Regions from separate parts of the Homo sapiens genome. Here region 2 is linked to region 1. A link is a loop called in an ENCODE intact Hi-C map of the cell type or tissue named here. Cell type or tissue: endothelial cell of umbilical vein. All regions are shown on one strand. Each heading gives the region's core, and the rest is flanking DNA. Links, peaks and the distances in the headings are about the cores only.

The links. Peaks named below come from ENCODE experiments on the same cell type or tissue, not always from the same donor. Only the 100,000 strongest peaks of a DNase experiment are listed, where the experiment ranks them.
Region 2: a loop joins it to region 1, with 2.0 times the contacts of the local background. A loop is called at or near these places in 22 of 110 quality-filtered maps.

The regions. Positions count from the first base shown.
Region 1 is chr13:80,125,298-80,141,345 of GRCh38, forward strand. The region is part of intron 2 of LOC105370275 (a long non-coding RNA gene); the gene reads right to left. Among named protein-coding and RNA genes, the nearest start is that of LINC01080, 120 kb to the left of the region's middle. RefSeq lists an enhancer at 7,749-8,248. In endothelial cell of umbilical vein, for the core only: no CTCF peak of the experiment used is centred there; DNase peaks (open chromatin) are centred at 6,084, 7,784 and 8,384; H3K4me3 peaks cover 296 bases; H3K27ac peaks cover 1,050 bases.
Region 2 is chr13:80,033,186-80,049,233 of GRCh38, forward strand. No RefSeq gene overlaps it. Among named protein-coding and RNA genes, the nearest start is that of LINC01080, 30 kb to the left of the region's middle. RefSeq lists an enhancer at 15,754-16,003. In endothelial cell of umbilical vein, for the core only: no CTCF peak of the experiment used is centred there; a DNase peak (open chromatin) is centred at 7,546; H3K27ac peaks cover 1,996 bases.

The sequences.
Region 1 (16,048 bases), core at 5,374-9,373:
AATGCCAAGTGAACCAACTTGTGAGTCTCATTGTTCAAAGTCAAGGGCCTGGATAGATATCCATTTTCCTTACGGAACTGGAAGGAGATGAGCATAGAGTGAAAATGCATGTGTGTCCTGATATAAATCAAAGACCAAAGAAGAAAGCTAGGTTCAAAACCCAGGAAGTAAATTTAAAAATTTTTTGTCACAGTAGGACAGTTCTCTGTTGGGCTTCCCTATTGGGAATCTTACAAAAAACCTGGAGAAATCTCTTTTTAGATGTCAAGAATGTACGTAATTAAAACCAACCAGGCTCTAGTTAATTCTGTGATACTACAAAACATATTTTATCATTAGTGATTATTCCAGGTAAGAAATTAAGCTGGCAAAGCTCAATTTATGAGAAATGCATCAGAATCATTAAAAGAATCTTGTGATACAAATTTCCAGTCTACTGGAAAAGGGGAGGTTTTGTTTGTTTGTTGTTTGTTTGCCAGTTTAATCCCTAAAGCTTTGGGATATTCAAAATCAAATTATACACTAATGGTTACTTCTTTTCACATAGGCACAAGGCTTATGTAAGATTTTTATTTGGTGGGGGGCATCCTATAAACCCCTAAAACCAAAGAGTAATTTTGAAACTAACAATAAGAATCATGGATCATCCAACTGCAGATGTATTTCAATCTTCCCTGAATTGGATTTGGACTAGTTGGCCTCTTAAAGTGTTTCCTAACCTATCTATGTTTCCAGTTTTCAATGATAGTACTGATAGTACACTGTTGCTATTCTAGAAAATATTTTTTTGAAGACTGGTCCATTATATTTTCAATTTGGAATTTTATTTTATTTTATTTATTTATTTATTTATTTATGGCCGAGTCTCTCTCTGTCACCCAGGCTGGAGTGCAGTGGTACTATCTCGGCTCACTGCAACCTCTGCCTCCTGGGTTCAAACGATTCTCCTGCCTCAGCCTCCCAAGTAGTGGGATTACAGGTGTCCGCCACCATGCCTGGCTAATTTTCGTATTTTTAGTAGAGATGGGGTTTCACCATGTTGGTCAGGCTGGTCTCAAACTCCTGACCTCATGGTTCACCTGCTTCAGCCTCCCAAAGTGCTGGGATTACAGGCATAAGCCACTGCACCTGGCCTCAATTTCGAATTTTAATATCCAAAGATATAACTCACCTATATTAAAAAGAGATTGTCTTCCTATACAATATATTTACAGAAATTTGTATCACAAGATTCTTTTAATGATTCTGATGCATTTCTCATAAATTGAGCTTTGTCAGCATAATTTCTTACCTGGAATAATCACTAATGATAAAATATGTTTTGTAGTGTCACAGAATTAACTAGAGCCTGATTGGTTTTAATTATGTACATGCTTGACATCTAAAAAGAGAGTGAGGAAAAAAAGAGAGAGAAAAAGAGAAATTACAAAAACACAAAGCTCTTGTTAATTCACATCTTAATGTCTTCTTTCCAGACCATACCTGGAGTTCTAAACAGCCCTCAATTTGACACCTACTTTCTGGGGTTACAGACAGTTGCATTCCTTAAAACCAGTGACAGTCACAATGAAAGAGAAAAGATTCTCAGGAGGAAGTAGCTGTCAAGGATGGCTAGACTGGAAATTTTACTTATCTTGACAGCAGTTTTGACTGTAATGGATTAAGCTCCAGGATTAGTGTTTGCCTACTTTTGCCTTTTCCTCCCCTCTTCCTGGTTTAAGCAAATGTCTGGATCACTATGATGTTGTTCTATTGTCTGGATGTGGTTGTCACAACTGGGAGGGGGATGCTAATGGCAGCAAATGAGAGGAAGTCGAGACAAATACTAAACATCTTACAATGTGCAGGGCAGCCTCCCTCAAAAAGACTAGCATGTCAGTAGTGCCAAGGTTGAGGATCCCTGCTTAATTCCCACCTTACAAAGAGCAGAGCATGTGTGTGAACTAAGAACAATGTTTATTTTGTGATTTAATAGAATGCCTCAATTTGTGCTCTTGTCATAATATAACTCCTTTAAACATGAAATAAATATACAATGTATCCTTCTGTATATGAAAGATTCTTCTGTGCTTAAAATATTTTCTCCCTGGGTGATAAATAAAATTAAGAATCTCTGACTCAGGCATAAGGTGAGTGAAAATTGCTTGCCACTGTTGGATAATAATAGTAATCTGCAGCTAATAAAGTCATTCTCAGCCTCAGCTGTACATTATGATCACCTGGGGAGATTTTGAAAAGCAGTGGCTCCAGGGCTCTAACCCTTGGAGATGCTGGTTTAATTGGTCTTAGTTTGGGCTTGAGCTTGAGTGTCTTTGGAGCTCACCAGGCAGTTTTAACGTAAAGCCAGGGTGGAGAACCACTGAATCTATCTAGCCTGTGGGCACCATTGCAATGACCATAGATTTAGAAATTCAGCTGAGGGCTCAGACTGGGACTCATTCTGGTAATTAGCTAGGTAAATAAAGCAGTTTCAGTAATTTGCCTTGATACTCTAACCTTATCCGTTTCCTCTGAGTGACTGAGGTGTGGAGGGTGAACCCCAGAATCTCCCCAAAGTCCATCAGTACCTGCTAAAGGCTGTGTGAAGGACTCCCGCACAGAATCTGAACTCTAAGCATGTAAAAGCAACACTATGAATGCTAGGTGTCCACACTGCTAGCTTTCCATGAGTGTTTATCCTTTCTTCACATTGTTATTTTTATACCACATGAAGTAGGGATTGGGACCACCTCAGCTCTTGCCTATTAACTGCTATCTCAAACAGTACCTTTTCAGCAGGGAAGATGGGATGCTATCTGAAACCAAAACATTAGGGAAAGCAAATATATTTTCAAGCGCTAGTGTTTCTTCTCCTCTTCCCCAAATCCCCTGGAATGAAAAGGATGGCTTTTCCCCTTTGCTTTATTTTCTTCCTTCCAAAGGCAGGCTTCTAGGCTAAATCTTAATGATAAATGTGGATATTTTCTCTCTAAATTTGGATGATTCCATGAGGGGGGTCTTCCCGTCACTGTTGTTCAAATATTAAGACTAGTGTGTGTGAGTACTGCAGGAAGGAATTAGATGAAGTAGGGAATGATCAAGGAGCTTAACAAATACTAGCACCACTCTTCACAAAGCCCACCTTTTAAAGCCCGTTGCTTTGCTGTAGGATCAGAGCCCTGTGTAATCCTGCACTGAAGTTTTAGGTTATGGCTCAGCCTTGAAATGATGCAAAGGAAATTTTACATAAAAGGAAAAATTTTAATGGATTGGTTTTATATTTATAAAAAATATTATCCTGTAATAAAAACATGTATATATACTGATGTTGAGTTGATCTAACTCAATAACTGTAGGGAAGCATACTTGTTCATTATCAATTCAGGAAAAAGGCCAAGATATTTAATAACAGCTGTTTTATTTGAAACATGATTTATATCAAGCACAGGGATAACACATACAAATCTGAAATAAAGCAATACGGAAACATTACTGACTCCTGACAGCCCCAGTGAGTGTGGCTAGTCATTTAGGGCACCATGTTAGGGCAATCAGGCCATCTCAGGATCTATTGAAAGTTGAGGGAACCAATAGAACCAAACCAATGAGAGTATGCAGTTCTCTAATAGCCAGCTGATTCTTATTCTATTATATGCCCTAATTTTAAGACAACTGTCATTGGAAATCTTAGGGGAAAATGGGGTTGTGTAGAAGACTGTATGTTAATTATCATCACGCACTTTTATTCCTTCAAGTAATTGTTCTAGTTATACTTTATGGAATATTCAGCTAGAAGAGGTAGTCAACACAGAACATGGAATTACAGAGCTAAGGCTGGGAGCGGTGGCTCATGCTTGTAATCCCAGCACTTTAGGAAGCTGAGGCAGGTGGATCACGAGGTCAGGAGTTCAAGCCCAACCTGGCCAACATGGTGAAGCCCCATACGTACTAAAGATTAAAAAAAAAAAAATTAGCCGGGTGTGGTGGCACACACCTGTAATCTCAGCTGCTCGGGAGACTGAGGGAGGAGAATCGCTTGAGCCTAGGAGGCAGAAGTTGCAGTGAGCCGAGATAGCTCCATTGCACTCCAGCCTGGGCGACAGGTGAGACTCCGTCTCAAAAAAAAAAAAAAAAAAGAATTACAGAACTGAAGGGATCTGAGAAAGTGCTGGTCTAGTCGCAGACTGAGATCTCATAAATCCAAGAAAGAAATATGATTCTTTCAGTTCTTTCTCAAGACCTAGAGAAAAACGAACATCAAACTCCTCTAATAAACTAGTTTCTTGATAACCTTTTAGATGTGATGCATTTGGGTCCTTTTTGTTTTTTATTTGCCAATATCTGCCTCTGAACTGTGATAAATGAGAATATTAGAAAATCACTACAACTACAAACGTCAATGTTTTGAAGTCAGACAGATTTCAGTTTAAATAACAATTCTAGCACTTCCTAGCTTTTATCTTTAGCAAGTTTTTAAATACCTGAACCTCAAACTCCTCAACTAGACATAAGAATTGCTGTGAGAATTACAAGCAAGGCACCTGGCACCAACTTGGCCACAGAGCTGGCCCTCAGTAAACAGTAGCTACAGTGATGATTCACATGGCGTTCTTCCTTGCCCCCATGTTTACTTCAACTACCTCCCTTTCAAGGCTTTTCGTGTCCTCTGTTCCAATAATGGAAATGTGGTTTGACCATGCAGAAATCGGATTGAGGCAAATTATCCAACAAGGAGCTATAACAATAATCAGGGAAACTGGAGAGTGAGCGAGAAAAATATTAAACATCTTAGTTCATCAGAATAAGAAAAATAAGAGGATTGCTGGGAACCTCAGATTATGGTATTGAAACTATATCCACACTTAGTCCTTGACTTTCGAGACTGACTCTGCCATCGAACATTTGCATGGTTCTTAGAAACGATAAAAAATATCAATTTTGAATTTTCAGGGGAGGAAAACAATATTGCGTCTTTAAATGGGTTTGCCTTTTTTAGAATTTATCACTATGATTGGAATTCACTTTTTAGTTTTGTATTTCAATGTCATATGTTACAAGAAACACCTTTGTTAAGTGAATAAATTCCCTTTCAAATTTGAGATAATTTGTCTTCCAGACTTTATTAATTATACTAGGTTGATTGTTTATTTCATTTTTTGAGACAGGGTCTTGCTTTATCACCCAGGCTGGAGTGCAGTGGTGCAATCACGACTCACTATACCCTTGACCTCTCTGGCTCAAGCAATCCCCCTACCTCAGCCTCCCAAGTAGCTGGGACTACAGGCTTGTGCCACCATGCCCAGCTAATTATGTGTGTGTGTGCGTGCAAACGCATGCACACACACAAGCATGCACATGCATGCACAAAGATAGAGCCTCGCTATGTTGCCCAGGCTGGTCTTGAACTTCTGGGCTCAAGCAATCCTCCCTCTTTGGCCTTCCAAAGTGCTGGGATTATATATGTGAGCCACCACACCCAGTTAATTGGTTGATAAAACTAGGATAATAATACCTATCCCAAGCCATTATTGTTGTAAGGTTTAAATTAAATATTTAAGTGTATATAAAACCTGGCAGGTACTATCGTGCTTAATAAATGTTCATTTACTTCCATCGTCATATAATGTTACTCAACATAAGTAAGTTTTTTTACTTACTACAAATGTTTTGAAGAAAAAGGTAAAGAAATAATATTTCTTTAAATTGATAGTGCAAATTGTAGGTTTCTTTATCTTGCAAACTTTCTTTTAATTTAGAGCTACCGTTAACCTAAAGAAAATCTCTTAAGAGAGACACGGGGCTAAAATTTAGTGCTTTGCAAGTACAATATGCTTCAGTATTTGGGATTTGCTTTCTCAAGAAGTTCTGAGTACAAGTAACAAAATGTTTGGAAGCCTATTAACGTTCGGTTTGGATTCTGCAAAAAGAAGTAGGTTTCAAAACTACCAAAATATTCTAAATTACATCTATTTGGGGGCAAGAAAAAAAAATCTAGTTAAGTCTAGATTTTATTCTAAGAGGAAACTATTTTTTGCCCTTTAACGTAAGTCTCATAGGGATCAAAATGAAAGTCAATTTAGAGGAAATCTATTTGGAAACAAGCTGAATCCCACGCCCTGGGAGCAGGCAGTGCAGTCTCCACCAGCCCCGCCCCCAGGGACTGAGTGACCACAGTGTTTTAACCCTTCGTGGGCATTGTTCTGGAAACAGGAAAAGGACCCATCTTATTCCAAAAGGCAAGTTTCATATTTTAAATGAATTCAGGATAAGAAAAATAAGAGGGTTGCCTGTTGTTTTTGCATAGAAACTATATTTCTATGCAAACACTTCCAGCAGAACTTTTATTTTGGGTTTTAAATAAGAGGGAAGCATTGTTGGAGAGACACAGTGAAATTACTGTGGAGAATGTATAATGGCTTTGAGGCTGATTGGGAGAAAATGTGTCCAGTTCCTGGATCAGAAAAGATAATGGTCACCAAAAGTAGTTCCCAATATCTCATATAAGCAAAATGTATCTCAATTCAGGTACTGTAGGTCGAGGGGGAACAATGGGTAAATGTGAATGTCATGTCTTTAAAATTCATCTTGACTTCTGGATTTATGCATTTGAAAGAGCATTAGTGGGGTTAAGTACATTATAAGGCTAGGGGATTGGGACTGAATCTTTTCTAATTCTGCAGAAAATACAATTCCCAGAATATTTAAACATAAAAGTTAATGAGTTAACCATGAGAATAATAGCATAGAATTTTCCCTTTAATTTTTTATTACAATTTAACAAATTTTTTATTCGAAGCAAATAATTTTTAATAAATGAGTACATCTGAAAAATAAAGCAGTCAAGCATTGCTTTTTAGCGTGAATACATACCTATTCTAAAAACTGCCCTATGTTTGTTAAAATTGCAAAATAAATATTTTACAACCTGAAGATTATACATAAGAAAAGACTGAATAACATGATGGGGTCATGACTATGCTAAAATGTTGGCTGAAAATAGTAAGAAAGAAAATTCTACATATGGTTAAGGTCTCAACAATCTCTTTTTAAAAGATGTTGGAAGAAGCCTGGAAGAAAATCCACTAAAGTGTTCTTAATGGTTGCCTTCAAATGGTGGTGTCATGGTTGAATTTTTTCAGCTTTATGTTTCTATTTCCATATTTCATATAATCTGCATGCTTTATTTTTACAATCCTTAGGGGGAGTAAAACAAACTTTCCATGAAATTATAACATAGAAGTATTCATATTTCTATTTCATTAGAGATGATATTCACACACCAAAAATTTGCCAGCTTTCTCTCCTTTTCTTTTTACTTGCTAATTTACTCTAATCTTACCAGGATTTTTTTTTTTTTTACTTCTTCTTAATCTCAATGAGAATTTTACTTTGAAAGAAGGAGCTCTAACTTTTTTTTTCCTACTCTAAAACAGTGTTTGTACTTTTTTCTGGACTCCAAGTTGGATGCCTTCACCAAAGTGGTTTCAAAGACTGGAACAAAAAAGCCTCCATCGAGGCCCTGGCTAGCACAGTCCCTGTTACTTTAAGAGTAGCATTCCACCTCCCCCTCACACCCACATACTTGTCCTCTCTTTGCACAGCAAGTGCCAAGCAGTGACATCTACTATAGTTTCTAGGACACGATGGTCTCTGCTCTACAGGGAAAAAGAGCGAGCGGGACAGAAAGAAGGCGGGTGGTGAGGGAGAAGGAGCACAAGCCCAGCTATGTTCCCAGAGGAGGAGTCACTTCCTCGCAATAATCCTGAGATGCTGTTTATGGCTGTTCTGCTGATATGAAGCCTGGAGCCGCAGGATGCAGCCTCCCCCTGGCTGTCCATTAATCACGAGGGGCTGTTACAGAGTGTACAGAGTGGGAGTTCTGCCTACAAGTGGCCTCTAACTGTCTCCAGCTCAATGAAATGAACCTGTGTGAAAACTTGTTTTATGAGAGATTGGTTTATTTGTAACTAAACTACTTCCTCTGTTATTTGATAAGATCAAATATTTGCTACTGATAATCTGAGAGTGTCACATTTATTATCCTGTTTCAGCCGTTGCCTAACTCCTTTGGAACTGACTCCGTTAACTCTTTGAGGGACAGCAGTAGGTTTTAGAGGACCGGTTTCTATTTTCTTTCAGCAAAGCCAATGCTATCTTTCAGACACTGAGTCAGCATTATTTTAGAACAGCTATGACATGTGAATCAAAAAGAAGCCTTTCTCTTCCAAAACAGAAAGCAGACAACCATAGTAACAGGAGGCTCTGATAAATTCCCTGGAGGTTCTGAAGCCACCATGAAAAGGAAGGAAAGGTATTCTGACTTACTAATATAAAAATGGTTTTGCACGTGCTAGGATTTCTGAAATCACACATTTTCAATATGTTCAGGATGACTTTCTATAGTTTGTTAGACCCTCAAATATCTATGTGGGGCATGATCTCTAAATCCGGCAGCATTCTGCATCTTGACACTTGGCCTTTTGGAGTCTGAGCTCATTTGCATTTGGCAGGACTTGATTTCCTGCTTTGACAGAACGGCGGTAAGGTGGTGGTGAAAGCCTTTACAGTGCTCCCTCGAAGGGCTCAAAGGACTTTCTGGATATATAAAATTATGTTTCCAAGAATTAAATGGACCAGAATGAGGCAGATTTTGTTTGAAACCAGGCTCTGTTACATGCAACACATCTGAAAAACTTACTTACACTGAAGCATCTCTCTTGACAGACTCATACTGGGACTGTTTTTCAGTTCTCTCACTCTCCAATCAGCTACACAGAGCTCTCAGTGAATGTAGAAGAGGCTAAGGAAATAACCACTTACGTGTGGCAAAATGTTCCAGCCTTGCAGAGATTTTCCCAAAATCATTAGACCCACCAAAATGCTTTCCACTGGCCAGGTCCACACCTTCCTCGTCAGATTTTCCATACTCCTCCAGCCTCCAAGTACTGTCCATTTGTATTTCCTAAGAGAGCCAGTCATTTATAGCTGAAAATGTAACCAAGTTTACTCTCATAAACCAGAGATCTCCTTGACTGTTAACCAGAAAAGAAAAATACTGCTTCTCCTAACTCATTTCAAGACGATCAGAATATGAAGATCCATACATACCTACTTTCCCCAAAAAAGGAGGTGAATTTGGGGCAGCTACATTTTAAGGGCATATAGAGATGAAAATATAGAGAGGAGGAGAGCCAGGCAAATCAGCTGCTCCATCATGGTGAGCCGGGAAGAGGTTAAGGGTTAATTGCATGTATCCCACCTCTGGTCTCTTTTAGACCCTGTTCTCAGCAGGTGGCTTTCCTGCCTCACTGCCCCAACTGCTTATCAGTGGAACAAAGACTGGCCCTGAGTAATGGCCTGAATTGTCATCTGCAGTAGATTTAGATTCAGAAATAGTCAACTAATCATTTGAATAGATTTTGCTTTTTAGTTCTCTCATTCTTCATTTTTGTTTTTCATTTTTTAAAATTATAGAAAAAAATACATAAAATGGGATCTATACCCTTAACAAATTTTTAAGTGTGCAGTACATTATTGTTAACTCTAAGCACAATGTTGTACAGTAAAGCTCTAGAACATTTTTATCCTGCATGACTGAAACTTTATACCCATTGAACAGCAACTCCTTATTTACTCTTCCCCCATTTTCTGGCAACCGTCATGATACCTTTTTCTTTAATGACTTTGACTACTTTAGATACTTCATGTAAGTGGAATCATGCAGTATTTGTCCTGTGACTGGCTAATTTCACATCAAGTAATGTCCTCAAGTTTCATCCATGTTGTAGCATATGACAAGATTTCCCTGTTTTTATGACTGAATAGTATTTCATTTTATGTATATAGCCTGTTTTCTTTATCCATTCATTCACTGATGGACATTTAGATTATTTCCAATTCTTGGATATTGTGAGTAGTTGCAATGAACATAGGATTGCAAGTATCATATATTTGATAAGGAGTTATATTTAAATTATATAAGGAACTCCTACAACTAGTAGCAGTCAAACACATAGCTAAATTAAAAAGTGGGCAAGGCCAGGTGTGGTGGCTCATGCCTGTAATCCCAGCATTTTGGGAGGCCGAGGCAGGTGGATCACCAGAGGATAGGAGTTCGAGACCAGCCTGGCCAACATGGTGAAACCCCCATCTCTACTAAAAATACAAAAATTAGCTGGGCATGGTGACAGGCACCTGTAATCCCATCTACTAAGGAGGCTGAGGCAGGAGAATCACTTGAACCCAGGGGGCGGTGGTTGCAGTGAGCCAAGATCGCACCACTGTAGTCCAGCCTAGGTGACAGAGTGAGACTCCATCTCAGAAAAACAAAAAAGTGGGCAAAGGACTTGAATAGACATGCCTTTAAAGAAGACATACAAATGGCCAACAAGTATATGTAAAGATGCTCATTGTCAGTCATTATCAGGGAAATGCAAATCAGAAACCACAAGGAGCTATCACCCCACACCTATTAAGATTGCCATTAATGGTCGGGCGCCATGGCTCACGCCTGTATTCCCAGCATTTTGGGAGGCCGAGGCGGGTGGATCGTTTGAGCTCAGGAGTTTGAGACCAGCCTGGCCAACATGGTGAAACCCTGTCTCTACTAAAAATACAAAAAAATTAGTTGGGCCTGGTGGCAGATGCCTGTAATCCCAGCTACTCAGGAGGCTGAGGCAGGAGAATTGCTGGAACTCGGGAGGCGGAGGTTGCAGTGAGCCGAGATCGTGCCATTGCACTCCAGCCTGGGGGCAAGAGGAAGACTTTGTCTCAAAAAAAAAAAGAAAGTAGCAAGTGTTGATGAGGATGCAGAGAAATTGAAACTCACAGGCACTGTTGGTGTGATTGTAAAATGATGCACCTACCATGAAGAATAGTATGGAGGTTCTTCAAAAAATTAAAAATAGAACTACTATGTGATCCAGGAATCCCACTTCTGGGTATTTATTCTAAAAAACTGAAATGAGGATCTTGAAGAGATCTGTACTCCCATGTTCTTTGTAGCGTCTTGGGGTTGTTTGTTTGTTTAGGAATTCAGTCCATGAAGACCTTACATGGTGTAAAAGTGAAGTGAAGTGAAGTGACGATGGGATGAAAAAGGAATGGAATTTGATTCAGAGACCTAGGCTTAGTTGAAACTACAACCTTTATGGAAAGTCACATCCTTCTATTATAAGAATTAAATGAGCTAACTCGGATAAGAGTTTTATAACCTGTAGAGCATTATACAAATTTTGTTGTCACTTGAATGAGCAAAACATTAATTCTGCTTATTCCTTCCCTTTCATAAAATTAAAAAACAAAACACTCTAGAATTTGAGTTTTCTTGTTTTATCAATTCTGGATTAACTGAGTAATAACTAACTTTTCATATCTTTTTTTTACCGTTCAGACACAACGGTATTTTACTGTTTTTTTTTAAAGTGTACAACAAAGTATTCATATGTGTTTATATGCATTATATATTAATATATTATCTTGGATGAGTCTTTTAAAAATTCTGCCGCAACCTTATGTAATAAATTTATTTTCAAGGTAATTTAAAAAATGTTTCTGTATTAAAAACATATTTGATAATCACTATTACTTAATCACTCACTCAGCCAGTGAGTCCCAAGTTTCAGGATAGAAAACTAATCAAGGTTGAAATCACTATAAAATGGAACAGAAAGTTCTGCTAATCAGGTTTTCTGGCATTACATTTCCACTGTTACCACCTGTGTTGGAAGGGAACAGGAGAGAAGGGAGCACAGTAAGTTAGTCTCCCAAGATGGTGCCATTTAATTCAGACTGTACTTTCTGCAGCTCTCTCGCGTCATCCATTTGATCACATTGCTTCTGTAGCTCACCATACCAAGTCAGTTCAGTAGCACAACAATGCTCATGGAACGTCAGGAGCCCTTGGTGGTGTAAACTATGTACAGCTGAAGTTAATTTTCTGCACACGCTCATGTTACTTGTTCACTTGGTAGTTCCTTCCAAGGGCTTCTAGCCATCCCTTGATTTCTTTTGCTCACAGTGTCTGATATATATTAGATACTCATAGAGGTTGTTTAGTTGTTGTAGTTACTCTTATATTTAACCTCATATTCATTTCTTTAGGATAAACCTGGCCTGTCTCAATTCTGGTGCTCCCCACATATGTGTTCTTTCTGGTCCATGATTATGGAGACTCAGGTTAATTGTTAAAATTTGGCAATAAACTTGACCTAGATTTGAATACTGGCTTTTCAATCTATAGCTCTGTGACCCTGAATAAGTTACTTAATCTCGTTGAGCTTTGAGTTCTTCATCTATAAAATGGGAATGACACCACCAATTGCAAATGTTTTGTGAAATTTTATGTAATGAGGTGTAAGTCTCTATTTTTTCCTTCTTTCTGAAATACATATCTTTTAATTAAAAAAAACAGATATTACAAAGAATGACACAAGATTCTGATTAAGATGAAATGGGAGATTTGAAAGAAGTTTTATACATGCTTTGGACATTCCTGAACTACATCTTCAGAGTGCTACAGATTCATTTTTATTTTCCTCTGCTATTTCAAGGGAAATTTGGGGGAGCACTATATATATATTATTTGGGATTTTTACCAACTGCAAGTGATGGAAACCTCAACTGAAACTTGAATTAAGTAGAAATGTGACTTGATGGTTCATATTGCCAAAGGTAGAATTCAGGCATAGCTGGCTCCAGAGTTTAAATGACAGCATACAGTAAGATCTTAATAAATCCTATTACTTTTGCTTAACAATCTTTTCATTTGCTATTTCTCCAATATAGATCAACTTATTCTCTCTCTCTCTCTCTCTCCTCAGACTATGTTTTCACTAAGAAAGTCCTCTAGTGTACTTAGTCCTCTAAGTGTACACGTAATCTTAGCAACTCTGATTCCCAGATGTCATCTTTTTCAAGTTTGGTTTGAATCCAAACTTTCCCCTACATGGTCCTGCTTGTTCCATTCTCACCATACTAGCACGAATTTAAAAGCACATGAAAGTGTTGGAGAGAACATTTGTTAACAGAATTGTCACTGAACTATTTATCTATGTGCCAGGTATAAGTCTCAAGCTTTAATCAAGAAATTTATAAGGAGCCGAGATTCTTGTTTTTCTCTCTTTTCTGTTTTATCCTTACCCTGAGGTGATGAATAGAGGATAGACTCGAGTGGAAAAGAAAACAAAAGTTAAAATTTTAGGCAGGGCGCGGTGGCTCACGCCTGTAATCCCAGCACTTTGGGAGGCAAAGGCAGGCGGATCACCTGAGGTCAGGAGTTCAAGACCAGCCTGGCCAACATGGTGAAATCCTATCTCAAAAAATATAAAAATTAGCCAGGCATGATGATGGGTGCATGTAATCCCACCTACTCAGGAGGCCGAGGTGGGAGAATTGCTTGAACCTGGGAAGCGGAGGTTGCAGTGAGCCAAGATCGTGCCATTGTACTCCAGCCTGAACGACAGTGAGACTCTGTCTCAAAAAAAAAAAAAAAAGTTAGTTAAAATTTTAAAAATGATCACTGTCTTAAAACATTATCTCATCTGATCCAAAATATTTCATCTAAAGAAATTTGCATATATTTACTAACATCACCTCTGCATTTCTCTGACTTTAGAATGAGTTTCCCAAGGCCACAGATAATGTCTTATTTATTTTTATATTTATTCCTAAAAGTCAGCACAGTAGCTGGTATTTAATGGAAGATCACAGAATGTCAACACATTTTATTTTACCCCAAATCATAAATAATAATTTTGATCAAGTTTAGTCACAAATTTCCGAAAGTAATTTTCTAAAAGGATCTCTTTTAATTGTGTAAAATGTATAATTTAAAATTCGGAATGTGAAAATACAGAACCTTTTTTTGTAAAGAGCATAGTAGTAAATATTTTGGCCTTATAGGCTATGCAGTCTGTTCAACTACCCAACTCTGTGGTTGTAGTGTGAAAACAGCCATAAGCAATATATAAGTGAATAAGTGTTACTGCATTTTAGCAGAACTTTATTTACGAAAACAGGCTAGATTTGGCCAAGGTTCATAGTTTCCTGACCACAGTTCTTAAACATAGCAAAAGGTATACAAGGTAAACTCACATTTTCTAGATGACCAATCACCCAGGTTTCCAGGACAAGGAAATGTTTGTTAGTTTAAGAAGCAGGGCAATCCTAGACAAACTGGATTAGTTGGTTACTTTACTTTTTCCTAGATTCTAATATCATTTGTTCATTCAATAATTCATTTAACACTGAGGGTCTATCAACATTCAACAAACGCAAAGTTTCAAATTAAAACAAAAGCACTTACATGTTCTGCCATTATCAGACAATTATATGACATGTTATTTTGCAGCCAATTGTAAAAGGCATTTTTTTACTTTATTATTAATTTTAAATTTAGACATACCTTAAAATGGACATACTATAGTAAACATCAACATAAAACAAGATAATGGAATATTATTCAAATAAAAAGATACAATATAGCAATATAAACTTTTTTGAATTTATGTCCTATAGAAGTTCTTAATCTATTTCACCAACACATTTTGTTCAGGAACTAAGTGATTTCTTCCTGTAATAAAAATCCCAAATTAAACTCCTTTAAAAGCCAGAAATTTAAAAAGGTTGGCAAATGTGCCTAGGAAAATCCCACTGACTTCATGATTCATCATTTGTATTGAAAATTAGAAGGTGAGAAAATTGAGAGGAAAAAAAATTCTCACTAATAAGGATTTTAAAAAATGATTCATTTCTTAAACTTTCTCAGAGAAGCAAATTATAGCCAAATTATAGGTCTGACAAATCACAATTAAGACATAAGAGGAATTATGGGGGTTGAGAGGCAAGGAAGGCCATGTTTCAACTTAAATATCAATTTCATTTAGCACCACCAAGATTAGCTCTTTCCTGCTACAAATTCTTTTAGTTTCTTAAGTCACTATTTAATGAAAAGGGAAATGGAATATTAGAGCCTGCATATATAAATCAAATGGGATTAAACATGGGAAGAAATGCATATAAAACATTAAGGAATGATCATACAAAAACATGGATAATATTTTTACCTGGAACATAGAAGGGAGGCTTCAAGTCCAACAATCAGGGAAACAATATGTGCATACATTTCACTTTGCAATTTGAGAACTTCCAGAGAGTTCCTGAAACTGTCATTGCCTGAATGGTATTTATTTTACAATAATTTTAACATTTGGAATAGAAAACAACACCGATTTTCAATTTCAGCATTGTATGGTGAAAATACAGTTTAAAAGGTCTGTTTTCTAGAGTATTTTGACAATGAAATGAATGACCTTAAAAATAAATGTTTAGCTGATGATTAAGACCATATTTTGTCTTACTACTTTCAATTTTGTTGCATATTTTATGGAAATGTCAAAGGAGAGCCATACTTTTTCTCAAATAATTCAAGCATAACCACAAAATAACCTTTAAACTGAAGAGCATTTTTATTTTATTTCATTGCATGTATTGAACAGATACTGTGTATGAAACTGGACACTTTAGGTGTGTACTAAATCAGGGCAAGGAGGATTTGGATTTTTGCTTTAGAATTTTAATTGCATTCATTTGCAATTCGGTAGAGGAAGTAAACAGCATACTAGTAACATTCATCAACGAGAATAGGGTAAAAAGTGATTTCAATAGAGTCTGTCTGCGTGAGCCTAATCAAATGAGGCCCGCAGTGTTAATACTCACTCCCATTCTCTCAGTCATAACAGTTCATTCATGAAAATCTTTATAATCATTTTATTAGCCATTCTTGTCAGAGGTCTAGTAACTTTAATTTAAGAGTCTTTGACTGTGGAAAAAAATGGAAGAATAAAAATGCGAAGGGGGCACTTGTGGTCTGAACGTAGACCATGCAGTTAAGCACATCCCCCTTCTCCTGCTGGAGAACATCCAAAAGCAACAAGGAGAAAGGGAAACAAAAATGCAAACTTCATTTTCAGCAGAAGTAGAAGACAGCTAAACCCCCCCAGAGCCCAAAATAGGTGTAAGGGCTGCCAAAAGCAGTGGAGACTAAGCAGAGGAGAGCAAGACTCATGTG
Region 2 (16,048 bases), core at 5,655-9,654, 92 kb before region 1:
CTGGGATTACAGGTGTGAGCCACTGTGCCTGGCCTATGTACATTTTTAAATGGCTACTCTGCAATACTAATCTTCACATGTAGAGTTCTTGGACTAACTACTATGTTTTTATTTCAAATATAAAACTTCAGAATCACAACACTTAAAACATTACTATAACTTTATATCCTAGTCACAATATGATATGGTTTGGCCATGTCCCAACCAAAAATCTCATCTTGAATTATAATCCCCATAATCCCCACGTGTTAATGGAGAGACCAGGTGGAGGTAATTGAATCATGGCAGTGGTTTTTCCCACACTGTTCTCATGATAGTGAGTCAGTTCTCAGGAGATCTGATGGTTTTATAAGTGTTTGGCAAATTCCTCCTTGGCTCATTCTCTCTCCTGCAGCCCTGTGAAGAGGTGCCTTCCACCATGATTGTAAATTTCCTGAGGCTTCCCCAGCTGTGTGGAACTGTGAATCAATTAGACCTCTTTTTTAAAATAAATTACCTAGTCTCAGGTATTTCTTCATAGCAGTGTGAGAATGGACTTACACATACGATTTTTTTGCAGCTAGTCCAGCTTCAGCTGTCTTTGGTAAAATTAATCATTCTTCTTAAAATAATGATAGACTTGTGTCTCATAACTTATGTTTATAAATTATAAACTTATGCCTCATGTCTAATTCTAATATACTACTAGTCAACTTTATGTTCAGGACTTCATACATCCAAAGTTCTCTGTTAGAGGTGCATGACATTCTCTAAAACTATTAACAGACTAATTTTTGGCCATAGCTTGTTCTTTTTCCCCTTATTTCCTTCCTAATATAATACTTACATTCTATCTAGAATTCCAAGAGACTTTCATTCCTCTGTTTGGTAAATGAAAAATAAAAGTTACACTTGCAGAACTTCCTCCTCTGCCCTTCTAATGTTGTAAGTGTCTTGGGTGATCAGCATGAGAGGTACGAAACCTAGTGTTATTCTAGCTGTCTTCAGTCACCAGTAATCCCATGTTCCTGGACTATGAAGCAAGTTAGAGGTCTTGTCAGAGGACTGTGCGTGTGTGTGTGTGTATCAGCAAAAATGAAAAGTAGAAAATATTAAAAAATACAAAAAAATTAACTTCAAAAATCTTAACTAAGTTGTTCTCAATGTGTGGTCCTCAAACAAACTGCATTTCTGACTTCTTAGACATGCACAATCTCAGGCCCTCCATAGACCTACTGAGTTGAAACCTGTGTTTTAGCAAACTCTCTGGGTAATTTTGATAAACATTACAATTTGAGAACCACGGCTTGAGAAGAAGCCCTCCAAAAACTTCAAAGTAGTATGCAAACTAATTGCGTACAAGTACATTTCGAACAAGGTTGAGGCTAGCCAGGGTGCTTTTTGGAGATGACTATTCTTATGGCTCGATGTCTAGCTTATTTTTCTCTTTTACCTCCTAAGTGTTAACATCTCTGCTTCCAGTCCTCTTGTGAATCTGTTTTGCCCTTTTCTTCTCTTCTAAAGGAAGCCTTTTATGGTTAGATTCAGTTGGCCGTGATGTTGGGATATGCCAAAGCAACAGAAATCCACACATTTCCTTTTCCAGATGACGAGCTTAGGATGGTCTTGTGGACTCTGTTCTACTCTTTTCTACACTTTTTATTTCGAAAACAATTCAGCCTGTTATAAGCCAGACTTATGTGTTTCCTTGAGCAACATCTATAGCAGGTGTGTGGCTTCCACATGTACTCATACAAATAAAAAATAATACATGAAAACTTTCATCTCCACTCCCACAATTCAGATTCACAAAAGTATTCCCCAGGTAGATTGTAAATTTCCATATAGATTTACTAGCTGGCAGTTTGCAGCTGTATCAAGTGTTGTTTGATCAGCATCTGGGAATGTCCAGAGAAAGAACCTATAATTGTTATTCTGGATCTGTAAAACAGCATGCCTTCCAGCCACTCCATGTTTTCATTTCCATATTTATGCCCCAGAATTTATTATCTATTTTCCAAATTCTAAACTTACTCAAATACTTTCATGCCTGGGCATTATTCCCAGTGAATTATTTATCATATAGTGAATTATTTCCTCATATAGTTTTTGTAGAATATTTTCTTATCTTTACACCATTTGTCTTATTCTGGCAGCCAAAATGGTTCTACCAGTAGATAAAGAAGGTAATATGATTCAGAGAATGGTAAATGGCTTCCTTGCAAAATGTCTCCCTTACTAGCATGATATAAGGCCTGTGTTTTAATTGATTAGTCAAATTTCCTAGCTCTGATCCCTCTCCCCCAGCTCTGATCCACGTTTTCAACTCCTTGCTTGGTGTCATTCAACCTTCTGAAACATGTTTTTACTCTGGAGCAATGATTCTTAAACTATTCTCTCCATCACTGTCACTTGCTGAACCTAAAACACAGATTTCTGGGCCCACCCTCAAACATTCTGATTCAGTGGGTCCTTAGTAGGGCCAGAGGATTAACATTTCTCACACCCTCACAGGTAATGTTGATGCTGCAAGCTGACATGACACTTTGAGTATCATTCATTTGCTTGACTGTTTTTGTGGTTTACCTTTAATTTTTACATGTGAAGCAGACACCACTGATGTCTCAGCCATCCAAAAGCCATTTCCCCTTTCTCCTTAATAATAAATCCTAATTTTCTATAGGGAGTCACCAAGGCCTTTTGCTTCAAGAAAGCCTGCCTTAAATTTCAGTTCCAGGATGAGAGTTGTAATAACTCTAAGATAATTGAGTTAATAAATTGAAAATAATAGGCATTTCATTCCCCTGTGAATTGCCTAGCATGAAACATGAATAAGATTGTCTGAGGAGCTTCTGAGACAGGATTCTTCTCTCTCAAGAATACACCTGGAAGAGCTAAACCCTTTTCAGAACCCTGGATTGATGGGATGTGATTGCAAGACAACTGCAACCAGCTTGTGACCATCAAGATTTATATGAAAACATTACATTGTACCCCACAAACATACATGCAATTTAAAAAAGGAGAGAGATTGCCATATGCTGAGGATAGTCAGGTAGAAATAAAGAAAATAATTAGGTTCTTAAAATGATGATGAGCCAACAAATTCACTAACCTGGAGCTGCTTTGCCTCAAGACTTATTATGTGGGATTTCTGTTTCCTGCAGCTAAAAGCGTACTAATTTATATTATCTATCTTTCTATCCATCCATCCATCTATTTATCTACTTATCTATATTTCACCTGTCTATATATCTATGTATTCATCCATCTATCTTTAACTTATCTCTACAATTAGATTTTATTTTCTTAGTAAATATTAATGAAGAGAAAAGATAGTTATAATACTATTAGAATATAGCTATGTTAGTTGGGGAGGCTAGCTTACCACCTATCAACATCAAATCAAGAAATAATCACATTTTATCTTATGCAGAGTTTTAGAAAGAATAGAATATAAGAACATTAAGTGTGGTGGGATATGCATAAAAGGACAAAAAGTCAGGATCTATTCAAGTGCACCAAAATGGTGGCCCTGGATTCCTGTTACACGGCAGGAAGGAACTGGGTAGACTCCATTTTTAAAATGTACTTTTGGGTGTCCTTTTATGCACTCTCACGCTTCAGTAATTCATTTTCCACCCTGCATTCAGTGTAATTATAAAAAAGATCTGATCAAGCCATTCTCATTAGAACTCTGTAAAGTCTCTCATTCTTCCTATAATAACCATTTGGAGCCCTTCACTTGGCATACAAGGCCCCAAGTGAGCTGGTTCCCAGTGGTCCCTCAGCACCATGTAGTACCACACTCACTGCCCCTAGCCCCGAAGTCCTGCTTTCAATTCTAGGTTCCTGCCACATGCAATTGCCTCACAAACCTTTACGTATAACACTTCCTCTTTTTAAAAAGGCATCTCCCACATCTTTGCCACTTCCCAATTTACCCTTCCTCTCTCACAATTCAACTTAAATGTCATCCCCATACTGAACCTTTTCTTGAGACTAGACTGTCTTCTTCTGTTCTTATACTCTTATACATAATTCTCTTCTGTGATACTTATCACATTTAATTGTATAATTAAATGTGCAATTAATTATTTAGTCTCTGTTTCCTAAATTACCACATGAGCCCTTAAGGGCAAGAACACATCTGTTTACTACCATATCCCTGGCACCAGACACTAAACATTGGTTGAAACAATCTCTTTTTTCTTCAGGCATATTCTCTGATGACATGTATGCTTCTTTTGTGAAACATTCAATAAATAAGAGTCAACTTGACTTTACACATGACCTTTCCTGCCACTATAGTCAAATGGGCAAAAATAGGCATTAATTTTCTTGCTTCACAAATGAGAAACTGAGGCCCAAAGAGTTTAACTAACCTGCTCATTTTTGTTCCATCTATGTTGACATTTGAAGTCAGAGAGCCTGACTCCTACTCACTGGCTTTTCCTTAGACTAGTCACTCACAGAACATCATTACTCAGCCTGCTCACAACACAACACTCATGCTTAAACAGAGTGCAGCTTTCTTCCGGCCGCTGCACCAGAATTTTATGCAGCTTACCCTGCCCTGAGTCATTCATGGAAAGCATCTGGGAACACATTATGTAAAATACACCATCTCACCTAAAAATGTTCTTCCATCACTAGGGCACAAAGGGTCAGTGGGGTGTTCTGGGAGAGTTATCTGAAAGGAAAGCATACATTTGGGGAGAACATTGCTCCCCGATTATGACCCCATGACTTGCCTGTAGAAAAGCTGGCGGGTGCTCAAGTGTAAAGACCTGGGAAAGCTTGACACTGAGTAAAAGACTTTCCGTTCCTTCTGTAAGGAGATACATTAATGCAGTCGTGGAAATGAATATCCATTCTGTGGTTTTGAACCTCTGAAAGTAGCACTTGGGCAACTAAAAAGTGTCACACCATGCCCTAGAGCTATAGAGAAAACTTGCAGAGTAATTGGTATTATTTGCCCAAGAGATAAGTGGCTTCTGAGAAGTTCCTATATGGTTGTGGACATGCCTCCGCCTCTTGTTTTTCCTTCTAACACTATTCTGACTATAGCTTAGGAGTGAGATTCTTCAACACGGTCACTATTGATGGCCTATAGTCTGCATGCTTTTGTTTTCAAATAAGCAAGCAGTTTATCCCTGCCTCAGGAAGTATAAAGACTGAGAAATGTCAACGGGCCAAGTTAAAGAAATATAAAGTCCAGTTTAGGGGCTATTAAAGGGCTTGGAAAATCTGTATTAAAATTTTGACATCAAAGTTATATGCTTCTCTCAATCAATAAACAATTGTTGAGTATCTGCTCTGTGTTTATTTGTGATGGGAGCAGTCAGGAAATTCAAAAGAGCACTCAGGGAGGTAGAAAGGCAGAGTAGATAGAACAAAGGCCTTAGAGTCAGAAGAATGGATGTGGTTTCAGATTTTCCACTTATTGGGTCAACTTCCTTTGGGCCTGTATCTTATTTGTATAGCTCTAATAGCCTTACCAACTTCACAAGGCTGTTGTCAGAACTGGGGAAGAAAAGTATATCAAAACAAACCCCCCACCACCAAAACTCATTTAGCATTTTGCTAGCTCTTTCAACAAATATTTTTGAAGGCCTATACTAGACTTAAAAAAACTTACCAGACAAAATCCAAATGCTCATGATAGACTCCTGTTTATTCTTCAAGGTTCAAATCAACTACAGCCTCTTCTGTTATGTCATTCCCTAAAATAAATCCCTTCCTTAATTAATCTTGAATGTCCTTACTTCATTGTGTTACTTTATATATTTGGTTAAATGTCCACGTTCAACCCTAAACTATGAGTTCCTCAAAGACAGAGACTGTGCCTTATTCACCTTTGTGCTGACATGATGCCCAGAGTAGCACCTGGTCCAGAAAGTATGCTTTCTTTGGAATCTTAGACTGGATGTATGAAAAGATGAATGGGTATGGGACAGCCTGGGCTCTGAGAGGGAAATCAGCATGAATGCAGGAAGAAGACCTTGACTGAAACAGAGGGTGGGTTTTGATTTGCAAGAGGAAGTGAAAGGAAGACAGTAAGTCCCATGACGAGAACCTGGTGAACTATGTTGAGGAATTTGGACTTAAATTTATAAGGTGTCAGAGTCTGTTAGGAATCCTTTAGCAAAAATATGATATGATCAAACTACTATCCAGACAAAAAAGAAAAGCTCTTATAATTGGAGAATTCTGCCCATAATCAATGTCTTGCTACACACTGAATAGAAAAATTTCCTGGAGCCAAAGATGGTCTTGCAATCCCGGGAAGTGCCCTTCTGCTCATGTCCAACAGGAAGTCATCAGGATAGATACACAACAGTGTATCTATCAGACACAAGGTGGTTAATGAAAATCTATTATAAACACAAAGTGTTGTTGAACAATGCTTGTATTAGAAGGGTTCAAAATGGGCTTATTTAAAAATGTAAAGCTGAATTTTTTCAATAACTTTTTTTGTGTGTTTTTACTTGCAGCAAGAAAATTCTCTTGGGCAAAAAACAATACATGCAATTTTAGTATGATTCACCTTTAATGTCATTTATTCTTCACAGATAAATATACAGAGAAGAAAAACATGACCTAAAAATGTTAATCCAAATGATAAAGGGTATTTTTTGTTACCAAAATTCTATTTAGTATTTACTATTGCAATACTAAAACACTCTCCGAAACTCAAAGATCAATGAAATCTGAAATTAACCAGCATTTCAAGGAGTAATTTAAATAACAAAATAATCTAACCTATCAAATATTTTGTCATAGACCCAACCTTTACAAAGTTGAGTAGAAATTTTCACTTTCCTTGCTTTGAAGAATCTGAGTCCTTCAAAATTGTATCAGATGTTTTTAGTTTTACTGTGTAAGCTTTCCTGGAAAGCTTCAAGTCAAGCATTTTTAAGGGAGTCTTTTAAAATGTAAGAGGGATACTAGAAATAAAATCACCAATAAATTCTTTATGGTATGAGCAAGTCTCTATGTTACGTGTGTTATGGGATCAACATTTCTTGTGTCAGATTTTCATAAAGTAGGATGTCAATGTTCACCTGACTGGGCTTTTTTCCTTAATATTATAAATAAGGTTGCAAGATGCTGTTCTCAAGTACCATATGTCTTCATTTCTATTGTTAAGAACCATTTCTAAAGATCTAACACAAGAGCAGATGAGCCACACTGGCTAGATTTGGGGGTAATTGGATTTTCTTTTCTCTTCACAAAAATTATGCATGCCTGGAAAGAACAGCAAGAATAAACTGCAACCGATGCCTACTAATTACCATCAGCTAGTGCCTGGCTTTTGAAATCTGATTTAAGAAAAAAAAATGAAAAAAAAAAAAACACAGGCTTGGCTGATAGAAAACTGTATAATGTTTAAGCAGTGATGAGGGAAGCCCAATCTTAAGCAGGCTAGACTTTGGACCGAACCCAACTGATGTTTCTCATCCTTGTTTATTTTGTTACTTGACATGATTCAACTCATTAAGGATTTCAAAGGTCCAAGGGAAAGTACTTCTACTTTGCCAAGGCATCCTTCGTTGGAATTCCATTATCTCCCATGATCCGAGACAAGGATTTCCTCCTACTCAGTTCTGAGTAATTATGTGTAAGCAAACCCTTGGTGTTCTTGCAGATGACTGTACTGAGTTGATGGTTCAACATGAATCATTCATGTGGCAGGCATCTTCAATGGAGAGGGTAAGGAGGGCTAACATTGATTTGCAGTGTTTATATGAAGTATGACTTTCTCATTCATTTCATTTGATTCATCAGAGTTGATGTTTGTCCCTATAAACCATTCCCTCTCCTAAAACGATTACAGGGAAAGAAGAGAGAACAAGCACATTCGATCAGTCCCTCCTCCTCTACCAAGTTTAATTTAGACTATGTCTTAAGAAATATTGTTTCCTCCTTGCAGAAATTGAGAATGAGTCGCTCCATCACCACCCTGGCCTGCCCCCCTTAACCCAGCATTTTTCCTCTCTTCACTTCTTTCCCAATCAGTGAAACAAAGTAAATATAAATTAGGCAACGATTTTTTTTTATATGCTGCATTTTATACTTCATATTTTTAAAGCTTCCCTCTTTTGGGGGTGGGGGTGGGAGAGGCAATAAATTCCTCTGAGACTATGATAAAGATGCATCCTCCCAGAATAATTCAACTAAGCACATATTTACAACTGGCATACACCTTTAGGGAGGTTAAAGTCTAAGGTGGATCTCCCCTCACACCTCCTCCCTCCCTCCCATGCCCAAGGACATTAGGTTAAACTTCTGATCTGAAAGTCTCAGATTTGAGGGCAATAGGAACTGAAGCTATTCTTTTCCTTACTTTTTTGATAACATACGTGACAAGGCATGCTACAAGTTTTAAGAGACAACAGCTCAAAAGAGAGCCTGGTACTCCCATCAGGACTCTGAGCCATAATGATTCTTGCATGTCTTTAAAAGTTTTGTTAAGAGCTTCAAAGAAAAAACAACAACACATTTGAGAGACTACCTTGGCAAGTCACTCGGTCTTTCTCATTCTTTTTTAACAGCTTTATTGGGGATATAACTCATATACCATACCATTTACCTAAAGTGTACAATAGCACAATTCATTGCTATTCACAGAGTTAGGCAACCATCACCACAATCAATTTTAGAAAATTTTCATCACCCCAAAAAGAAACCCAGTCCCAGTAGTAATCCATTCCTTATCCCTACCCTCCTCCAGCTCTAGGCAACCACTAATCTACTTCTTGTCTGTATGGATTTGCCTCCTCCAAATGACAGCACACCTGGAATCTGCCCATTGTGTTAACTCTTCTGTAAGACTGTTACCCCAAATGCAGTTACCATAAAACTACTCGCTTGAGTAAAACAACTGGGTGTGAGTGAAGCATTTTATTAGGCATGCAGAAGTTTCAAAGGTGAGCTTTCTACCTAGTTATGAGAATTATTCTAAAAAGAAGCAGTAACTACCACAAAAGCCATACACAATGATATGACATTTCAAAGTACCCCACCCAGTCTTGCTCTTTATAGCTGGTTGACTTCAATCCCAACTCTAAAAGCCAATGCTCGCTAGGAATTATCCCAAGCATCATTTCTCATTTATGGTCAACATTCCATTCACTGGAATCCCAAATAATTTCTGACTTCCCCCTGATCTCTGGAGCTTTTTTCTATGTTTATAGTCTCACAATAATTGTTTCAGATCTTGTGGCAGAGATGGATAGTTGCCTCTCCAAATATATGTTCTCCTTATGTACCTTAGTAAGAGAATCCCAATGTTTAACTAAGCACATTAGTGCATATAGCTTCCCTTGCAACTACATGTAGCTCTATGACTAAGTTCTGCCCAATTATATGAGAGCAGAAATGTTGTATACAGCTTCAGAGACGTGGTCCTAAGGGGTAGAGGCATGCCTTTTCTTCATCTTCTTCCTCCTTCCTTCTGGCTTAATTCAGACACAGTGCCAAACAGCCATCTTCGATCATCTATTGAAAGTCACACATTGATGCAGCGAAACAGCCATCTTCAGCCATCTAATGGAAGTCACACGTTGAGTTTGGCTGAGCAAAAACATAGATCAAGTGTAGGTTTCTAGAATTACCTTAGGTGTCTAGACTATCTGCCACTAGACTTTTTACAAGAAAGAGAAGTCAACTTTTGAGGTACTGTTATTTGGTGGCTGTTAGTCACAGAGGAACCTAATTCTAGCTGGGACTCCTTTACCATTTCTCAGACCCTGACCCTTTTGTGCCTTCCACTACTGGCACATTCTCCACCTCCCTTGTAGAATTTTCTCTATAGAGTAACTTCGTACTATCCAGCTACCGGCATGCTAAAACCCTGGAAAGGCCTCTGAGGCATGTATCCTCAACATTTTTATCTCATATTCTTAAAAAAAGAAATCCTTGGACACTAAGAAAGGAAAATTAGATTCACTAATGAGAGCCAATAATGTCTTCAGGGAAAAAAAAAAATACTTTCAAGATAGTGGATGAAAACTAAATAATAAAGCTGGAGGCAGAGATCTTTCCAAACATAGGGAGCAAAGTGCTTGGAGACTACAAGCCCTCAAATGTGTTTGGGAAAAAACAGTCATCTAATTTCTCTATGTAATTTCCCTATTCGGTAAATAGAAATTTGGCTGGAAACATTGATTGAGCCCCTATTCTTGAGAGCCTTTATGGGGCTTGTACCTCTCTGCCTGGGTTATTATCAAACTACCTGAAGACTTTCCAGTCATCTCAATCTTCTCCTCCAAATAGCAACTGTGACCTTCCTAAAATGCCAATCTGACCATGTCTCCCCCTACTGAACTTCCCTCAGTGACTTCCCCTTGTTCTTCAGGTAAAGTCACAATTATCAAATGGCCTCCAAGGTCTGTAGCACCTGGCCTCTGCCCACGTTTCAGCTGAGCTCCCCCTCACCACCTCTTGGCCATGTCATTTTCTTTTTGTTCCTTCATTGTGTCAAATTTCTTCTCACCTGGGTGTCTTTCCTTATGCCGCTCCTCTTACTTACTCTTCTCTCACTGTTATAATTTCCTGAGTTTCAATCAACCATCATTCAAGTCTAGGCTTAAAACATGACTTCCTAGTCCTACTAGACCAGATGGGGCCAGGTTCAGCCCGGTATATGCTCTCAGAAAAACCTTATACTTATCCGTTATCTCTTGTATCACAATCGTAAGTTATTTTTGTAATTATTTCTTAAATGTCTATTTTCCCTACTGAGCCATGACACCAGTAATTATGTCTGTCTTTCTCTTGATTGTATTTCTAGAACCTAAAATAGTTCCTGGACCAGATTAAATTCTGATAAATATCTGTGAATAAATGAAGGGCAGAAATATGATCAGAACTGTTCTCTCTCTAGATCTATCTATCTATCCTGCCATAATCCTTGGTGATATGGTTTGGCTCTGTTTCCCCACCCAAATCTCATCTTGAATTGTAATCCCCATGTGTTAGGGTAGGGGCCTGATGGGAGGTGATTGAATCATGGGGGCAGATTTCCTTCTTGATCATGATAGTGAGTGAGTTCTCACAAGATGTAGGTGTTTGAAAGTATGTGGCACTTCCCCCTTCACTCTCTCTCCCCTGGTCCACCATGGTAAGACATGCCTACTTCTCCTTTGCCTTCTGCCATGATTGTAAGTTTCCTGAGGCCTCCCAATCATGCCTCCCATTAAGCCTACAGAACTGTGAGTCAATTAAACCTCTCTTCTTCAAAAATTACCTAGTCTTAGGTAGTTTTTTATAGCAGTGTAAAAACAGACTAATTCACATGGGGACTAGAGACAGCTCATTCCCTAAATTAAAAAAGAAGTACCTAAATAAGCTACACTAAAATTATCTGAGACTGTATATTTATGCTTCTATTTCCATCATGGGATAGCAAGTTTCTCAACGGCAAGAACATGTGTATTTAACTGTCTGGTACATAGTCATCATTTACCGCAATATACAAAGCAACTTACGTCTCTAGAAAGTATGTTGGCCCTTTATCCTCATCTATTTGACCTCTCAGCATTCTGCCCCTGGTCCTCTCCACCAGTGACAGCACTAAGGCCCATGGACTTGAAGACCACCTAAAAGCTGATGATTTACCAGACTGGAACTCTGGTTTCAATGCTTAGCATCTGTGGTAGCATCTCAAATGTAAGAGAATTAGTAGTTCTGTCTTTTCCTCTATCCCTTAAAAGCTGTTTGTTCCATGTATCCTTCATTTCAGAAAATGGCATCACCATCCTCTAAGTTCTTGCTATGGCCTGAATATTTGTGCCTCCCCCCAAATTTATATATTGAAGCCATTATTCCCAGTAGATGCTGTTTGTATGCAGAACTTTTGGAGGTAATTAGGTCATGGGGTAGAGCCCTCATGAGATTAGTGTCCTTATAAGAAGGGACATAAGAGATGATTTCTCTATCCATCATGTGAGGACACAGCAAGAAGGCAGTCATGTGTAAACCAGAAAGGGGGTCCTCTCCAGGAAATGAATTGGCTGGCACCTTGATCGTGGACTTCTCAGCCTCCAGACTGTGAGGAATAATTTCTGTTGTTTAAGCCCTGCAGTCTATTTTATTTGTTTTGGCAGCTGATGAAGCTAATGCTCAAGATAAAATCCTGGTTACTTACCTTGCTATTATGCCTCATGTCTAAACCATAAGCAGGCTCTTCAGTCCTACTTAAGCAGCATACCCAGAATCCACTGAACTCATTTTATCTTTACTGTCATTGTCCTCATCACAGACCCATCATCCTCCATTCCTCCAGTGGCAGCCACACTGATTTCTTTGCCCTCTCTAGTGACCCTTCCTTCTGCCTATTTCCACATAGAAAACAGGACAATCTTCTAAAATTGCAAATTAGATCATATCATAGGTTAGAACACTTTAATTGTTCTCAGTGGACTTTGGGAAAAAAACCAAAAAAAAAAAAAAAAAAAAAACACCCAAACATTGGAACTCTTTTTCAGAGTGTATGACATGGCCTATGACATTCTAGAAGATCTGACCTCCCCACTAGTCTCTAGTCTCATCTGGGATGCTTTCCCATCACCTGTTTTGTTCCAGCCACATTGGTCATTGTTCTTTCCTTCAAATACACTATTATCTTATTTACTTATTTTCTAGTTTTGTTGTTGTTGCTTTTTTTCTTTTTCTGAAACAGGATCTTGCTCTGTCACCCAGGCTGGAGTGCAGTGGTGCAATTGTAGCTCAGTGCTTGAACTTGAACTTTGAGCTCAAGCAATCCTCCCACCTCAGCCTCCTGAGTAGCTGGGGCTACTGGCACTCTCCGCTATGCCTGGTTTATCTTTTTTAGTTTGAGTATAGACGAGGTCTTGCTGCATAGCCCAGGCAGGTGTCTTCTAGTTTTTGTTTGTTTGTTTGTTTGTCTTTTGAGATGGAATCTTGCTCTGTCATCCAGGCTGGAGTGCAGTGGTGTGATCTCAGCTCACTGCAACCTCCACCTCCCGGGTTCAGGCGATTCTTCTGCCTCAGTCTCTTGAGTAGCTGGGATTACAGGCGCACGCCACCATGCCCAGCTAATTTTTGTATTTTTAGTGGAGATGGGGTTTTACCATATTGTCTAGGCTAGTCTCAAACTCCTGAACTCATGATCCGCCCACCTCGGCCTCCCAAAGTGCTGGGATTACAAGTGTGAGCCACCGTAGTTTTTTACTACACCCCCTCTAGTTTTTTACTACACCCCCCTCACTAGACCATTAGCTTCTTGAGGCAATGGATCTGCTTTTCTTTTCACTATCCTTTCTCCAGCACTTAGACCAGGACATACACTGTAACAGGCCCTTAGCAGATATTTGTTGAATGAATTAATTACTACAAAATGAGAGCTTGTGGAAGTAGGCTGAATTGAATGAGAGAAGTAATGACAGTAGGAGAAATAATAGCACACCCTTGGAAAAGAAATTGGTGAGGAAAGAAATCACACAACGAAAAGTAAAACTTTAAGAGATTCTGGATGTTAGGTTTTAATAAGTTTGGATCATGCACCCCTTTACAAATGTTATGACATTGTATGACCCACATTTTCAAGGTGTTCCTTGGATACTCTGAATCTCAATCAAGATCCTCTCAGCAAGGGTCATGGATGCCAGTATAATAATTTCTAGAAGGTGATCACTGACAGCTTTACCTTCTGGGGGAACACTTCATTCTGAAGATTAGCCCCCATTTTACATTGCCACTTTTTTGACATGTCAACCATTATCTCAAATTCCCCCCTTTAGATAGACAAAAACGAGAGTACCCACCTGGTGCTGAATTAACCTTGAGAAATTTTAGGTTAGGTAAGGCTGTGTAGGATAAAATATAAAACAAAAAAATTACCTTAAGAATCTGTTTCCCACAGTGGAGTTCCTCCAGATACAGCCAACTTTGCTAGGTTTCACTTAATTATAATTAAAATATCATTATTAAAATTTCTCAGGAATTACACTGTGCTCATCGCTTCCAGAAAGAAGTAAATTATTGTCAAACTGTGTGGATACAGATCCTTGGGTCGAATATAGTTTTTCCACTGGATTAGTCTAAAAGGTAAAAGAAAATGCATGTCTTTAGAGCATTTCCTCTTGTGCACATTCAAATATACAGTGTGTTGAAGGCCTGGGAGGCCATCCAACCTCCTACCTGTTGGATTACACTAGGATAGTGTCACATTTTACTAACACTCCCTAGAAAACCTTATTTTAGAAACATTTTCCGCCTCATTTTATCTGAGTTTGCTCAAGGAACTGAAATCGTCGTGTGCTGAGCTCAATGCCATGTGCAAGGTCTCCGACTAGCACACAGAAAACTCTAAGGAACTGTAATTCAGTGATTCTTGCCATCTGCAAGCCTGTGGAATTCAGGTGCCCACAGGAAGGAATGGAGAGGTTTTTCCAGCCTGACCATATCAGCCGTCTCACCACAAGAACCTTCTGTTTTGGCTGTCGTCCCTCTATCAGACTCAGGCTGTTCTTTATGGCCAACTGTGAGTTTAACGTGTCTGGTTTACATTCTGTTGGTAAAGTGTTTCTCTCAGTTCCAAGCTCCTTTCCTTCCATCCGATGGCTTGACTGCTTTGTATTCATGTTTGTTTTTTAAGAGGAGGTAGGATGGGTGGACGTTAGGGACCATAAAACAACTCTAGAAGTTTGCATTCACAAAATAGTGAAATTAATACTAATAAGGAGAAAGACAGGCACTGATAGTGCAGCAGAGAAAATCCAACAAGTAGGATCAGAGGTGTAAGGATGTGGTAGGTGATTAAATAACTCTGTCAGTGTGGAGTGGGCAGTAACTAACCATTTTATTTTTAATTTTTTTGGTGAATTAAGCAGAAGTTTTAATGACTATCCCTTTCTCATATTTGTGAGGTGTGGGCTGCTGTAAGCTATAGAACCATGGCAAAGGGCTTAATGGGGAGGAAAACAGTTTTAAAATTTCTCTTAGAACCCAGCCCACTGGAATTATGAAAGCAGCCTCAGTAAGTAAGATAGACTTGCATGCGTCCAGTTACAGAGGTGTAGGGAAAGGAATGACTCTAGTTACTGGAAACTAGTATTTGCATTGGACAACATTATTATTTGAATTGGATGGTGGAGGCAAAAGTACATCTTAACTTTATCAAACATGTTTCAGATGCAATTCTTAATTCCTCCACTTAAGGCCATTATGCTTGTGGATACAGGATGATAGTTAATACTTTTAAAACACATTTTAAAAAATTACCTTTAAGCTCCTCAAGTATTCTAAGGATATTCTTAAGCTCCTTAAGAATTCCAACAATAATTTGTTTGCAGGCCAAAGACTGACACCTGCTATATCCTATTGTTGATTATTTTACAAAAGTAATTTAGTTATAGAGGCTTCTATAAAAGCATGCCTCACTAATTTTGTGTGCCTAAAAGAATCAGAGAAACATGCTTAAGAAAATATTTTCCCTCCCCAGGGAGTAAAACAGGCTGGGCTGTGCCCATCTAACAAGGTAGCTTGCATTTTAAGGTTACATTCACTGGGATGAAAAAATATTTTAGTTCAGGTAATTTCTGAAGATTACTCAGTTAAAGGTAAATGAAATATCTTCCTCAGAATAAGAGGAGCTCAGCATTTAAGGGACCTGCTTTTCTAAGTTCTCCTTCCCTTCCATTTTTATCAGCTGGATTGAGAGTGGGTGGTTCTCACTGATCACCACCAAGGATAGCTCAGAGCGCTGAGCCTTTGCAGCTTAGTAACTTGCAGGAAGCGCTTCCCTGTTCACTCACAGGCACATCACGCTTCAATCTCCCCAGGGAGGGTGCACTCGAGGTTTGAGCGTGGGGGTGGAAATGGAGGCGTTTCCGTTCTATTTTGGTTTCTCCTACTGACTGGCTGCTCAGCTGTTCATGAGTCATCCTAACCTCAAAATCTGTCATTAAAACAGAAATAATGATACCTATTTTCTGTGCCTTACATGAATTGCATGAAGACATTATTCATATTTCTGAAATACATGTGAGAATTAGTCAAGGTTAGCTGTAAGAAAAAGTACAATGGAATTGTTTTTAAT